Regions from separate parts of the Homo sapiens genome. Here region 1 is linked to region 2. Evidence: chromatin contacts called from ENCODE Hi-C or POLR2A ChIA-PET data. All regions are on one chromosome and are shown on one strand. Each heading gives the region's core, a stretch centred on a gene start or an enhancer-like site at or near the end of the contact. The rest is flanking DNA. Distances are from core to core; before and after follow the strand shown. Region 1 holds the start of KATNBL1 (katanin regulatory subunit B1 like 1). Region 2 has its middle 13 kb from the start of MIR1233-2.

The links. Hi-C counts contacts between places; a loop is a spot of excess contacts on that map. ChIA-PET counts read pairs that join two places held with the same protein, here RNA polymerase II (POLR2A). Pooled maps may share reads with other maps.
Region 1: a loop to region 2 is called in a pooled map, with 3 times the contacts of the local background. The contact joins the promoter of KATNBL1 here to the enhancer-like site in region 2. A Hi-C loop is called at or near these places in 6 of 50 pooled maps. POLR2A ChIA-PET finds 5 or more read pairs at or near these places in 2 of 52 experiments (HEK293T and Panc1).

What each region holds. Positions count from the first base shown.
Region 1 is chr15:34,205,570-34,212,875 of GRCh38, forward strand. It overlaps KATNBL1 (katanin regulatory subunit B1 like 1), which reads right to left and starts at 4,527. Exons shown (of 10, transcript NM_024713.3): 1 at 4,382-4,527. RefSeq lists a silencer at 4,072-4,471.
Region 2 is chr15:34,511,580-34,518,404 of GRCh38, forward strand. No RefSeq gene overlaps it. Among named protein-coding and RNA genes, the nearest start is that of MIR1233-2, 13 kb to the right of the region's middle. RefSeq lists silencers at 2,773-3,012, 3,443-3,672. Within about 2 kb of position 2,757, at least 15 of the 41 ENCODE cell types and tissues checked have a DNase peak (open chromatin) inside an H3K27ac peak, as active enhancers do.

The DNA.
Region 1 (7,306 bases), core at 3,277-5,776, 300 kb before region 2:
CGATTAAGTGAACAATAGACACTTTGCTACTGCTGGGAGGTATTTTTACATTGTAGGAATGATGGGTTGTACTCTGGTTGGTTTGCATTTTGAATTCCTTCAAGATACTCAGAGCATCTGCGCAGTACTCCAACAAATTTTATCTTTCCCCAGCAACCCATTCCTTCATTTCTTCACTCGTTCAACAAATATTAAGTACATGTTACAGACTAATTACTATTCTACGCACTAGGGAAACATCAGTGGACCAAACAAAAATCCCTGCTGTACTGAAGCTTATATTCTACTGGCCTTTAAATTCCATCCTAAGATTTCTTCCTCAATCCTATCATATAAGTAGCTTTTAAAAATGCCTTTAGGAGAAATAATCTATGATTAATCACACTAAGATGTAAAAGACTATCCAGAGGCCTCTTCCCCACAGGTCTCCCTCCTCACCAAAGAACACCCCTCAATAAGTAACTATTTTATAGATTCTCGACCTTGGAGATAATTTCAGATGAGATTAAATCACTTGCCCAAAAACCCTTAGTTACTAACAGGCTTAGCGTTGCGACTTACAGTAATAGTGCCTTTCCCACTGTAACACCAAGCTGTGCATCTTAAGAGTATGCTAGTGGGCAGAGGAGATGCTAGAATGAGCATCTCATGACTCATACATAGGTGGTAGGTTTCTGGGTGACTTGCTCAAGGCAAAAAGAATTTCAGACAGTATATAAAACTGAAGGAGAGAGAGGTAGTTACAGGAAGCAAAAAAGGGAGTCCTTTCAAAATACCTTTTCTCTCATTTCTACCCTCATTATGCTCCAAGAACAAGAATGGTAAATATAACGCAGAAGTCTCCAAAGTTAAGGGGTATTAAGCTGGTAGTGAAAAAATACTTAGATGAGCAAGAAATAGTAAACACAGCATTTGAACCTGGCAAAGAAAAGTCAAATTACGCCGGGCATGGTGGCTCACGCCTGTAATCCCAGCACTTTGGGAGGCCGAGGTGGGCGGATCACCTGGGTCAGGAGTTCAAGACCAGCCTGGCCGACATGGCGAAACCCCGTCTCAACTAAAAATACAAAAATTACCCGGGCGTGGTGGTGGGTGCTTGTAATCCCAGCTACTCAGGAGGCTGAGGCAGGAGAATAGCTTGAACCCGGGAGGTGGAGGTTGTGGTGAGTCAAGATCTTGCCACTGTACTCCAGCCTGGGAGACAAGAGCAAGACTCCGTCTCAAAAAAAAAAAAAGAAAAGAAAAGTCAAATTACACCCTTCCAATTTAAAAAGTGTATGCTCCCAGTAAAAGTACCATTTGTATTAGGTTTAAGGTGTTTAATTAAAAAACATTATATTCCTAAATACATTTTCCAGAAAGCACCAAATTAACTAACATGGATCAACAAATATAATGATTGATAAAACATCAACATAATACTGACTAGTGTAATGTTATGATGCATCTTGTTGTTACTAGACAATACTTTTTTTTTTTTTTTTCCCTGAGACAGGGTCTTGCTTTGTCACCCAGGCTGGAGTGCAGTGATATGATCATGGCTCACTGCAGCCTCCAACTTCTGGACTCAAGGAATCCTCTCACCTCAGCCTCCCAAGCAGCTGTGACTACAGGCGCATGCCACTACACCTGCCTAATTTTATTTTATTTTATTTTTGAGATGGAGTCTCACTCTGTCGCCCAGGCTGGAAGGCAGTGGTGCGATCTCGGCTCACTGCAACCTCTGCCTCCTGGGTTCAACCGATTCTCCTGCCTCAGCCTCCCAAGTAGCTGGAACTACAGGCGTGTGACACCACGCCCAGCTAATTTTTTGTATTTTAAGTAGAGACAGGGTTTCATCGTGTTAGCCAGGATGGTCTCGATCTCCTGACCTTGTGATCCACCTGCCTCAGCCTCCCAAAGTGCTAGGATTACAGGCATGACCCACTGGCCCTAATTTTAAAATGTTTTGTAGAGATGGAGTCTTGGTATGTTGCCCAGGCTGGTCTCAAACTTCTGGGCTCAAGCTTTCCTCCTACCGTTGGCCTCCCAAAGTGCTGGGATTACAGGTGTGAGCCACACCAGTTCTGTGGCTGCACTGAAGTGCAGTGGCACAATCTCGGCTCACTGTAGCCTTGACCTCTTGGGCTTAAGCGATCTTCCCACCCCAGCCTCCCAAGTAGCTGGGACTACAGACACATGCCACCATGCCTGGCAAAATATTTTAAATTTTTTGTAGAGATATGGTCTCGCTATGTTGCCTAGGCTGCTCTCGAACTCCTGGCTTCCAGAGATCCTCCTGTCTTGGCCTCCCAAAGTGTTGGGATTACCAACCCTGCCTAGCCCCACCATCCACCCTTCTGTTCAGTGCCCTACATAAATCCTGCAATTGTTAGTTTTTCGCAGAAGCTTTACCCAGTTCAGTTCTGCATTCATCCACTGTACTAACGAAGAGTGTCATATATATTTTTTGTTGTTAATCTCATAACCCAAACTAGATTAATCTCCCTAAGGTTGGTTGTCCTGGCACATTTTTTATTTTATTTTTATTATTTTTTATTTCAATAGGTTTTTGGGGAACAAGTGGTGTTTGGTTACATGAATCAGTTCTTCAGGGGTGATTTCCGAGATTCTGGTGCACCCATTACCTGAGCAGTGAACACTGTATCCAATGTGTAGTCTTCTATCCTTCATCCCCCTCCCACTCTCTTTCTACCAAGTCCCCAAAGTCCATAGTGTCATTCTTGCGGCACATTTCTTTTGTATAGCCAATTGGGTCTACCACCCTGTTGGGCATACAGGCAATCGAAAGCTTTGTAACTGATGAATGACATTTAAAAGCTCTGCTATAGATAAGTATAAACTGCTGATTTCTTACTAAGTGATTTTGCTTTTGAAATTTATTCCTTGTCAAGGAGGTATTAGTTTAAGTATAACCATTTCAAGTACAGAATAACCACTCAATAAGTTTTAGGGATGAAAACATTTAACATGTAATTTTTTATTTTAAAGTAATACATAAGTTGCTAAGACTAACACTTTCAAAACTTTCAGGAAAGGATATAAAGGAATTGAAAACATAAATTATAACACACATAAAGCTTATGAACTCCATTTATCTTAAAATAGTCAATGGATTTTTTGCTCAGGCACAAACCTTAAGTATAATCATCAAGAGCAGAAAACTTGAATGAATGGTGTGTGAATGAATGTATGTGTACACAAAAGCACACTCAGGTCTCCGAAGTTTAAGTAAATGAAATGAAAGGGCTTTGTAAACTAAAAAGAGCCACAGATAAAGGAGGTAGTAGAGCAACAGAGTTAAAAGCGTGGAGCCAGCCTGCTCGGGTGTTAATTATATTAGCTGTGTAACCCTGTACGGTACAAAAGTTACAATACTAAAATTTCCTGTGCCTTAGTTTCTTCACTGTCAAAATGGGGACAACAGTATATATCCCAAAGTAAAGCTCTTAATACGCCCAGCGCATAGAAAGCACAAAATAAATATTGCCCATCATTATGATCACACTGGCTAATATTATTATTGGCTAATATTAGTTATTAGCCAAGTAAAAGCCTCAATGGATGACGTTTCAATTCAAGTCTGAAGCTGGCTATCCAAAGAAACTCCAAAAAACCCAGCAGATTTAAGCTATTAGGTGGACTAGTTTCTCATAATTCTCGCAAGTGCTGAACTGATGATTATTACACACCTAATTTCTCTTACAATTTTTTTTAAATCAGCAAAGAAACTGACATAGGTATCTCTGTTTTCAAGGAACTTTATAAGCCACAAGAAAACAAACCAACTCTTTGTTATCTCCATATTTAAGCAATATAAGAGCGTAGTAAAAGCCTAGATACTTTACAGAACAACTTTTCAGAAAATACAGTAAGGTTTTTAAAGTTGCAATCGACAATTCTTATGCAGTTATGTCAAGTTTTTGTCCTGCGAAACAAAAGCTCATCCGTCAGGAATCCGAGGACCCGTCGGAAAATAAGGAAATGCCTGGGCCGGGCCTAGGCGCTCTGCGGAAAACCTGTCCTCAAAAATGCTCGCCCCACACTCGTTCTGTCCTTCCCCTTCCCCAGGTGCAGCTGTCGACTCCACCCGAAGATAAATAAGTGACAACAGGTTCGGTCCACGCCTCTCCCGGCCCAGTCCCCTGGAGCCCCCCAGCGCCCGCTGCCCGACTCTCCCCGCAGGGACCGGCAGAGGGGCTCCGCCCCGGCCTTGCCGCCCCGCCCCGGGACCCGGCAGCGCTGCCGCGAGCCCGGCCGAGCCGAGGCCGCCGCGGGGCCTGCAGGTGGGCCCAGGGCGCGGCCAAGCCCGGCTGGAGTAGCCCTGCCAGGGCAGGGCAGCTGCGGGCGCGGGGCTCGCACCGGCTCGGCAGTCACTTACCGGCGCCTCATGGTACCGCGGCGCCTCAGCCCAGCCTCGGCGCTGACGACCAGCGCCCGGCAGCCTAGAGAGTCCCTCGGCTTCTGGGCCGAGTCCCACTCAGGGCCATTCAAACGCGGCCGCGCGCGCGGCCCGCCGGGATAGCTGGCGCTGTGGGCGGCTCGCGGGCTCCGCCCAACGTTGGCTCCGCCCCTCTGGGGGTCGCTAAGGGCCGGAGGGGAAAAGGACCTGTGGCCACAGTGCCCCCTGGTGGCTAGAGCTTCGCACGGTAGCCTTGCTATGGCGCGAGAAGTGATACTGCGATAGGAACTGAGGGTGGGTAAAGGTCAACGAATGACCGACCGTGCGCTAGGAACAACCTAGTGTGGGAGACCGTGCCTTAGTGGTGTACCAGGAGGTGCAAACAATTTCCTATAAAGTTATGGTTCCGGGAGAGATTTATTCATTCACACCTATTTAAATACACTAAGAGTCTGGGCACAGTGGCTCACACCTGTAATCCCAGCACTTTGGGAGGCCGAGGCAGGAGGTTCACCTAAGCCCAGGAATTCAAGACCAGCCTGGACGACATGGGGACAACTACCCCCCACCCCCCACCTCCGCCCCCGTCTCTATAAAAATAAAAATGATACTAATAAACGCTCTAAGGCATAGTTTCTAAAAGCATGGATTGTGGAACTATGTGACCTTGAGCAAGTCACATAAACTCCTAGGTGCTTTGCTTTCCCCTTCTGTAAAATGGGGACAATAACAATAGTATCTGTCTCTTAGTGTTGTGAGGATTAAATGAATTAATACATATAAAATGCTTAGAGGAGTGCCCGGCATATGGTAAGCCCTTCGTGTTTGTTAGTCATCATTTTTTTAGTTCCTATTATGTGCCAAACTTTGTGCTAGACTCTTAAGAACACAAGAAATGTACATGATGCAGAACCTGTCCTCAGGAAGCTGGTTCGGTCTTGTTGGGATGGGGAACACTAAATTAGATTATGAGGTTAGGGTTGGGTCTGTAGATGATGAACTTTTAATTACTGAGGGCAGTTCTCTTCATTAGAACCAGGCTGCTCACCTTCATAGATAAGCCACCGGTCAAGGTTAGCCAAGCTGTGACAGGAGCAAGTTTGTCTATGGTGGTTCTCTCGCCCCTTGCAGAAACCAACCAAGCAGTGCCTTTGGTGGAAATACTTCCTCACCACAAGACTACATCCCTTGGCTTGCTTTTTCAGGCACTCATTTCGGAACTCAAGGCTTGCCTAGGGAGCAGGCTGCTTAAGTTTGGTTTAACAATCTTTTTGAAGGCCCGCCATGTGCCAGGCAAATTGTGCCTGGTGCTGGAAATCGCCTGAAGCAGCTCTCAGTGGCTTGAAAAACAGGAAAAGAGATCATTCCAATACACTGCAGTGATAAAAGGTATCTCCTAAATGCCGTGGGAGTTCCGAGCAATGGGAGGCCTGTCAGATAAACTGATCAGAACTAAGATGTCATCAGGTTGTTATAACTTTATGTATTTTTCCTCCCTAGTAACAGAGTCCTTACTTAATCAAAAAAAAAAAAAAAGTCATGTTGAAAATTGAGGCAAGACCTTAGGGCAGTGGGAAAATAGTTTTAGGATATTTGGCATAAGCAACACCTTTGAGAGCTTCTCGATTGTACCAAGCATAAGCAAGGCACATACATGCCTATGTGTGGGGCCACATCTGTTAACAGGTGGTACTGTTGAGAGAGTCCAGCTAGGTGAGTAAAGGAAGCTGGAGCCCTAGGTTCCATGTATGTACAATAAAGAATATTTCCTGAATATGACTTCCACTAAGTAGATGTGTTGTTTTAAAGAAAATAAAAATTCAACACACATGGGTGAAGTCACTTTCTCTCAAGTCATTTCTTCATCATCATGAACAGGAATTTCTTGATGACCCACTATGCAAAAGGCACTGTGCTGGCCTCTCATCAGAAGAATAGGGTAAAAAGAGTGTACTATATGATCGTTATCCTCAAGGGAGGCTAAAGAATTAAGACAAGTAATGGAGTCCTGGAACTCAGGGAATCTGCTGTGTTAACACAGAAGAATCTCAGCTAATACAAGGCCTCCAGTTGCTGGAGGCCAGAGAAGAACCTTGATATTCTCATTTCTGGAGCTTGTTAGGGCACAGGATCTCAGGCAGGTTAATCTCCAGAGCCAAGTTATAAAGTTTGTATCAGTGATGGGCAGCCCAGGCCCTCACATCTCATAATTTCACATAAAAATAAGGAAAACTGCCTTTGCATTGCTACTTTTGGAATATATACAAATACTGTCATTTTAGTGATGAAAATGCAAGGCAACTTTCTTCATTGATACTTTTCCTATCAATAAAGTTGAATTTTTCCCCCTTGGGGCTCAATAAAATTTGAATTCTTACTAAAAAAAGGTACAGCCCATACATTAAAAAAATCCCTACATCAGTGTTTGTGTACAAAAAGGTGGTTTACTGATAGCCTTCGTGGTGGGCAGTCTCCAAGGGTGTCTACTCCTCTGGCCATTCCTTCATTCCTTCCTTCTGAGAGAACACGCAGCTAAGTTAGCCTTCCTGCCTCACATCCCCCTCTCTACGGGGTGCAGAATCATTCAAGGACACAGTGTAGAGTGACCCACATGAGAAAAGAGCTGCCATGCAGTCCTGTGTACACTGCTTGATGGCAAGCAGGGGAGGGATGGTGGAGCTGGGCCTGATGAACTGGAGAGGACAGACAGGATGTTCCTGACAGAGAGGTGGAAATGCAAAGTAAGTTCTAGTACTGCAGTCTATTCTGATTTGAGTGGAGGGAAAAGTGCTTGCAAGAGTCACAGGAGTGAAGACTGAAAAGGTACGTAAGGCACCTGATAGGTTGCGAAGACCTGGAATTATCAAGCAAAGTGTTTGAGGTGCAAGGAGACAGCAAAGACAA
Region 2 (6,825 bases), core at 1,507-4,006:
CAGCTACCACAAAGGTTACTATAAGTGGACAAATTTCAAACAAGTTTATCACCACTACCATCCCCACCATAAAACTGTCTTAATCAAGGGCAACACATTTCAAGGTTAACCAAGACAACCTCTTTACCTGTCACTGCTTAAGAAAAGGACTTTTTGGTCTTATTTAGAAATAACTTTCTCTATCTATTTTTCTCCATAAATCCACTGAGATCAATGTATGGCTCTATCTCAAGCACCAGCAAGCAAAACTACCTGCCAGAATGTGCAGTTTTTGTATCTTTCCAAGTGTAGGACACAGCTATCTTTTGACATCACAATTTTTAAAAAATTGATGCACAAACTTCTTCTTGAACGTTCAGCCAGGCATGGTGGCTCATGCCTGTAATCCCAGCATTTTAGGAGGCTGAGGCAGGTGGATCACGAGGTCAGGAGTTCGAGATCAGCCTAGCCAAGATGGTGAAACCTGTTTCTACTAAAACTGCAAAAATTAGCCGGGTGGTGTGGCAGGTGTCTATAATCCCAGCTACTCAGGAGGCTGAGGCAGGAGAATCACTTGAACCGGAGTGGCGGAGGTTGCAGTGTGACGAGATCACACCACTGCACTCCAGCCTGGGTGACAGAGTGAGACTCCAACTCAAAAAAAAAAAAAAAAAAAAAAAAAAGGAAAAGAAAATAAAGTTCAGACATACAGCAGTTGTAATTCTAAGTTCAGACATACAGCAGTTGTAATTCTAAGTTCAGACATACAGCAGTTGTAATTCCTCTGAAGGCTGGTTATGGGACACATCACTTTCATACTTTGCTGTTCAATAAATGTGGGCTGGAGAATAAAGTAAACTGACAGAATTACCATATAAAATAAAATTCTAAGTGCTCTGACAACAAGAGAACCTTAAAATACACACACACACAGACACACACACAGTTTTCCCTGCTAATCATTTTACAACTAAACAACCAAGTAGCTAACGCAGAGCCCACAAAAGCGGAGTAAAAATTCTAACACTTCGTAAAATAAAAATGCACATATACCCCTGTGATCTAAAAAAAATGCTTAAGTATTCAAAGACAGCAATTACAGCTACTGAGAACATCGTTGTGAGCAAACAGAGGCAGAGAAAACAAAGGTGCTGATGAGGATTTGAAGCACCTAACCTGCAGAAACCCACTGGGTGATTTCCTAGGTTCCAGGGTGGCATTATCTTTCAGAACGATCTTCAAGAAGAGGTCACATGACACTGTTACAAAGGATCTGGAGAAAGAGACCCTTGCTTTATCTCTCCGGCTCTCCAGTCATGCTTCACATTTTCGCTTCTTACACTCTTTCACATGAAGTCCATTTACACACCTCCATCAAGCCCTTAGAGACCTTTTTGCACTATCCATGACAAGTTCTGGATGTCATCTCTGCACTTTTGACAAATTCTTAGCAGTTAACTTACAGGGCAGTTAAGATTTTTGTTCAAGCACAATATAGCTAGAATAGGGTCATATACTCAATAAAACAAATATTTACCAAGCACTTATTGAGTGGAAGATAAAAAGCACAAAGCATAATTACAAAATATTCTCCCCTGCCACCATAAAAGAATTTCTTAAAGGCTTACAGAATATAGCATAACGTGACCAAAACAAAAATAGTAAGGACTGAAGAGGGGAGGAAGGGAAAATATCAGCATGAACTCAATATGACCCAGAAGAGCCTTGATGGTCAGACGTGTAAAGACGAGTTGGGTAGGGTTAAAGGGTGGAGGTCAGGGGCACAGGTCAGGGGCACATTCTACAAGGGAAAAACAGCTGATACAGAAGCCTGAAAGGAAAAGCGGGCAGAGCACCTGTACAGGACTCTTACCTGCGGCATCTACCATACAATGCGCCTTTCCAGAACACAGCAGTGCGCAGCCAGCCCCTGGGGAGAGGGATCACTCAAACAGCACCAGAGGCTGCATTCCAACTTTTCTTCCATCAACGACTCCGTTTTCATTGTTAGTTTCTCCTTCAACACAAACTTGAAACCAATTGGCTGAACACGCGGGAGCAAGGAAAACCTGACTGAAGAATGAGGCGTTAAAACTTAAGGGCCTTGGGTCCTGGCGCGGTGGCTCACACCTGGAATCCCAGCACTTTGGGAGGCAGAGGTGGGTCATTTGAGGTCAGGAGTTTGAGACCAGCCTGGCCAACACGGTGAAACCCCGTCTCTACTAAAAACACAAGTTAGCCAGGCGTGGTGGCGGGCGCCTGTAATCACAGCTACTCGGGAGGCTGAGGCAGCAGAATCGCTTTAACCAGTGGACTGTCAAGAGAGATAGGCTGCAATGAGCCGAGATCGCGCCACTGCACTCCAGCCTGGGTGACAGAGTGAGACTCCCTCAAAAGAAAAAAGAATTTTTTTTTTTTTGAGAGAAGTCTCCCTCTTATCCCCCAAGTTTGAGTGCAACGGCTGGATCTCAGCTCACTGCAACCTCCGCCTCCCGGGTTCAAACGATTCTCCTGCCTCTGCCTCCCAAGTAGCCGCGATTAAATCTCCTGCCAACACGCCTGGATAAGTTTTGTATATTTTAGTAGAGACGGAGTTTCACCATGTTGGCCAGGCTGGTCTCTAACTCCTGACCTCAGGTGATCGCCCGCCTCTGCCTCCCAAAGGGATTACAGGCGTGAGCCACTGCGCCCAGCCAAAATACCGAAAATCTTAAAGGTCTTTCCCCTTCCCCGCCTGGGCTCAAAAAACGCCGGAGCCGCCCTGCACCGCCCTGTCGCGGTCTCCGGAGCAGGCTGGCCGACTGAGGGCGACCATGGGTCCCAAGAAGGCTCCGGCAGTCGCGGGCTCCCACCTCGGGGCGCGGCGACGGGGGCCTAGAGGGGCCAACAGCCCCCAAGCTTACGCCACGCGAGGAGTCGGAGAGACGCGCCCTCCCCTCTCCTCCCACCCAAGCCTCCGGCAGTCCCGGGCCGGGGCTGGGCCAGTTGCGGGAGAAAGGGGCGGGGAACTGGGGCCTCTCTGGGGAAGGCTCCCCTTTGTCCTGGGACTCCGGGCGCCCCCTCTCTGCCCTCGCCCTGCCCCGCGAGGCCGCCGCCGGGCGCCTCACAGTCATGTTGCAGTGGAGCGTGAGCGGGGGCTGCGGCTCCTGGTTCTTGTGGAAGATAGTCCCAGAAACTTCCCTTTGGCCTTGAACCCTGACACGGACATCTTCCACTCATCTACGGCGGGAGGGGCGCGGAAGGGGAGCCTGTCCGGAGCCGCTGTCACGGCCGCGACTACCCAGCGGGGCCGCCCAGCCGAGCTTTCGCGACTCTGCCTCTGCCTGCCGCCTGGACCCTTGTGGGAGCGCGGCTGGAAAATGGCAAGGGCACGGAGGCCTTGGCGGGAGCTGTGTGGCGGCCTGGGGGGCTGCTCCCTTTGTAACCGACTCCACCCACAGGAGGCGCGGCTCCTGTCAAGCCGCAGCTTCAAAGGGCAACATAACCACTGCCCCCACTACCGCCTGGGAAAGGGCTGCCCCTACCCTGCCCCCGTCACCCTCACCCCTCACCCCTCAACCAGGCGGGCCCTGCGCGCACCAGTTTCGGCGGGTGCACGAGTCCAGAGCGTGCGCGCGCTCCCGGCTGCCCCCTCCTCCCTTGACCCAGCACCTTTCTGCCCGACCCATCTGGTTCCTTCCTCACACTCGCCGACTGGAAGCTCAGGGCGGCACAGCCACTAACTCTCTCTCTCTCTCTCTCTCTCTCTCTCTCTCTCTCTCTCTCTCTCTCTCTGTGTGTGTGTGTGTGTGTGTGTGTGTGTGTGTGTGTGTGTGTCCCAAGGGAACAGAGCACTGCTGAGTTCAGGCAGATGATAACTCGTTCCTGGACGGTCAGCAAAATACAGTCCCAAGAAGGCTCTGTGCTGATTTGTCTTTTGCGGTGACATCATGTTGCTCATGTTTTATGTTTTTCGGAGTTCATTAGTTTCTTTTTGTTCTCAGTTAATATCCAGCTCAATAGATTGTGTAAGTAGAATACCCCCAAACTGAAAGTCACCTACATAAAATATAGTGAAAAATATGTCACCCACTTAAACTGTAGTTGAAAACATGTACACTTTAGTTTTGCGTAGTCAACACTGGATCCCAGGGCTAGACTGCCTGGGTTCAAGTTCCAACGTAGCCACTTGCTGGCTGTGAAATACTTGACAGCTTTAAGCCCCAGTTTCTTTTTTTGTTTTAACTTCATCCCGAATGTGATAGTAAGTCTCAGTTTCTTGATCTGAAAAAGAGAAATGATTCAATGAGAGTCTAGTGAAAACTTTAAAGTTTTTAAAGCGACTACCTGGCTAAGGAAAGTCCTCAGCCTTAGCCGTTATTAGCTATGATTATTATTGTGTTGGCTACACGTGCACTAATGAGGCAGGAAAATGCTCAAGGATAACAACCAAGTATGCAAATTATCTCATCAGACCGAGAGGGAGGCATATGTGTGCATGCTCACGTTTCAGCTCAGAGCCCTTTGTCTAGAAGGCTCTTGAACTCAGAGGTCCAGGCACTATCAGCTTTGCAGTGGAGCCATCACTTTTGTTGATCAATGAAATTGACATAATGCTTTTTTTTTTAAAGCACCAACCGTGTGCCTCAAGCTAACTGTCAAGAAAAGCATGCGTCAGTTGGCTGGAGTGAGCAATTCAACTCGTGGAGGAATGAGAAATGTTAGCGTTGAGACGAGAAACATAAAACCCCAGGTTAAGGTAGGAATCACTGAAAGTCAGGCAAAGGAACTGACATCCAGTAATGAGTTAGGCTTTGCCGGGCTCTGGCCCTACAGATGGCTCTTTGGAGAGGAAAAAATTAAGCCAGGCCTGAGGGCACAGATCCTAAGGGAATGCTGGCAGCTCTGGGCTGTCTATGGAAGAGAAGCAGAGGGTAGCGCCTGGTTGAAAGAGGGTGCTGGGGGACATAGCTTGAGCCTGTGTTTACAGATGGAGTCCCCTGATTCCTGAGACTGGGAAAAGAGATCGTGCCCGGATCAGGGGACCTCAAATCACAACTCTTCCCACCCACACCCCTTCTTTTCAGGGCGTCTGTCGCTGCAAACTACAGGTAAACTAGTTGGAAAGCTCCGCAGATTCTCACGGTGGTGCCCAGCAGGCCAGCCCTAGCTGCCCTTTAACCTGTGACTGAGGATGATGCCACTGGCCTGTAAGCACACATTGGAAAATCTTTACACCCATAGACACGCCATGCCCCACAGAGACAGCTGTGCAGGGTTCTTTAGGTTTGGGGTGCTGTGCTGGCAGTTGCCTTATAAATATGTAGGATTAAAATGGGATGCCCTGGAGCTTAGCTAACCTTTATCCTCCCCCCACTCCCCACCCCCAAAATGAAGGGGCTGCTAGTTTTGTTTGCTTTATGAAAGATGGATCTGTCATTGTTTTTAGAACCTTTGGAGAAAGATTTCTTGGGAGGAAGCGATCCTGAACCCCCAGAGATTTTTCTCATTTACTGGCGCACCAGCTTTAGAGTCCTAGGTCTTCATCTTGGCCCAGCCACCCTCCAACTGTGTGACCTTTGAGAAGCTGTTTGACTAAACTGAATCTCGTTGTCACCTATGAGTGGAGGTTGCTACGTTGTTACTGTGTGGAGCACCTACCCCCAGGCACTCTTATAGGGTGATGGTGAAGATTCAATGCAACAATAAGGCGGAAGGAGGAGGCTGGCTTGAAGCCGGGAGTTCAAGACTAGCCTGGGCAACAAAGCCAAACCTCATTTATTTAAAATGTTTATTTAAAGATGTTTATTTAAAAATTAGCTGGACTTGGTGGCTTATGCCTGTAGTCCCAGCTACTCGGGAGGCTGAGGTGAGACCAATTGAGCCCAGGAGTTTGAGGATGCAGTGAGCCGTGATCGCACCACTGCACTCCAGCCCAGGCAACAGAAAGAGACCCTATCTCAAAGAAATGAATAAGTAAATAAATAAATAAACAAACAAATAAAATAATGCATGCAATCGGTACACTAGTACATGCTCAGGCACATGATAAATGCTCGATAAATGGTAGCCCCAGTAAACTTTGTAATGTTTTGGGAGAGGATGTCCTTTGGACTCAGCCCGGTGACAAAAGCATTTGAAAAGACTGATGTGTATGATGGCTATTTCCTACAGGTACAAGTCTGTACCTCCAGGGACCCAAGGCATTGGCTCGACTGGGTAACTTGTTCTGTTTACTCTTGTTTTGGGCAGCACCGATTGCCCTAGGGCTAAGCAGGACTGCCACCCCAGACTCGATTGCCAACAGTATCCCCCTCCCCAAGCTAGCCATGGGAAAGCCACTTGCATCGTAAGACTACAGAAAATCAAAGGGAAGAAAAAGCACAATTTAGTCAGCTACTCTCCAGTTGATGGGCAATAAGTTTTTGCTATTTTGAACAGAGCTGCATGCCTTGTCCACATCCCCTGTTTTATATAGTCAAGAATTTGTCTTGGATGTAGAGTAGAGTTGCTGGGCGGGGAGGAGTGTGAATATTCAACCTTATGAGATGGAGCCAAACTGTTTTCCAAGGTGGTCATACCAGTGTATGCTCCCAGCAGCAGGCAGCAGTTCTTTTTTTTTTTTTTTTGAGACAGGGTCCGCCCAGGCTAGAGTGCCGTGGCACGATCTTGGCTCATTGCAAGCTCTGCCACCTGGGTTCACCCCATTCTCTTGCCTCAACCTCCTGAGTAGCTGGGACTACAGGTGCCCGCCGCCATGCGTGGCTAATTTTTTCTTATTTTTTTAGTAGAGACGGGGTTTCACTGTGTTAGCCAGGATGGTCTCGACCTCCTGACCTTGTGATCCACCTGCCTCGGCCTCCCAAA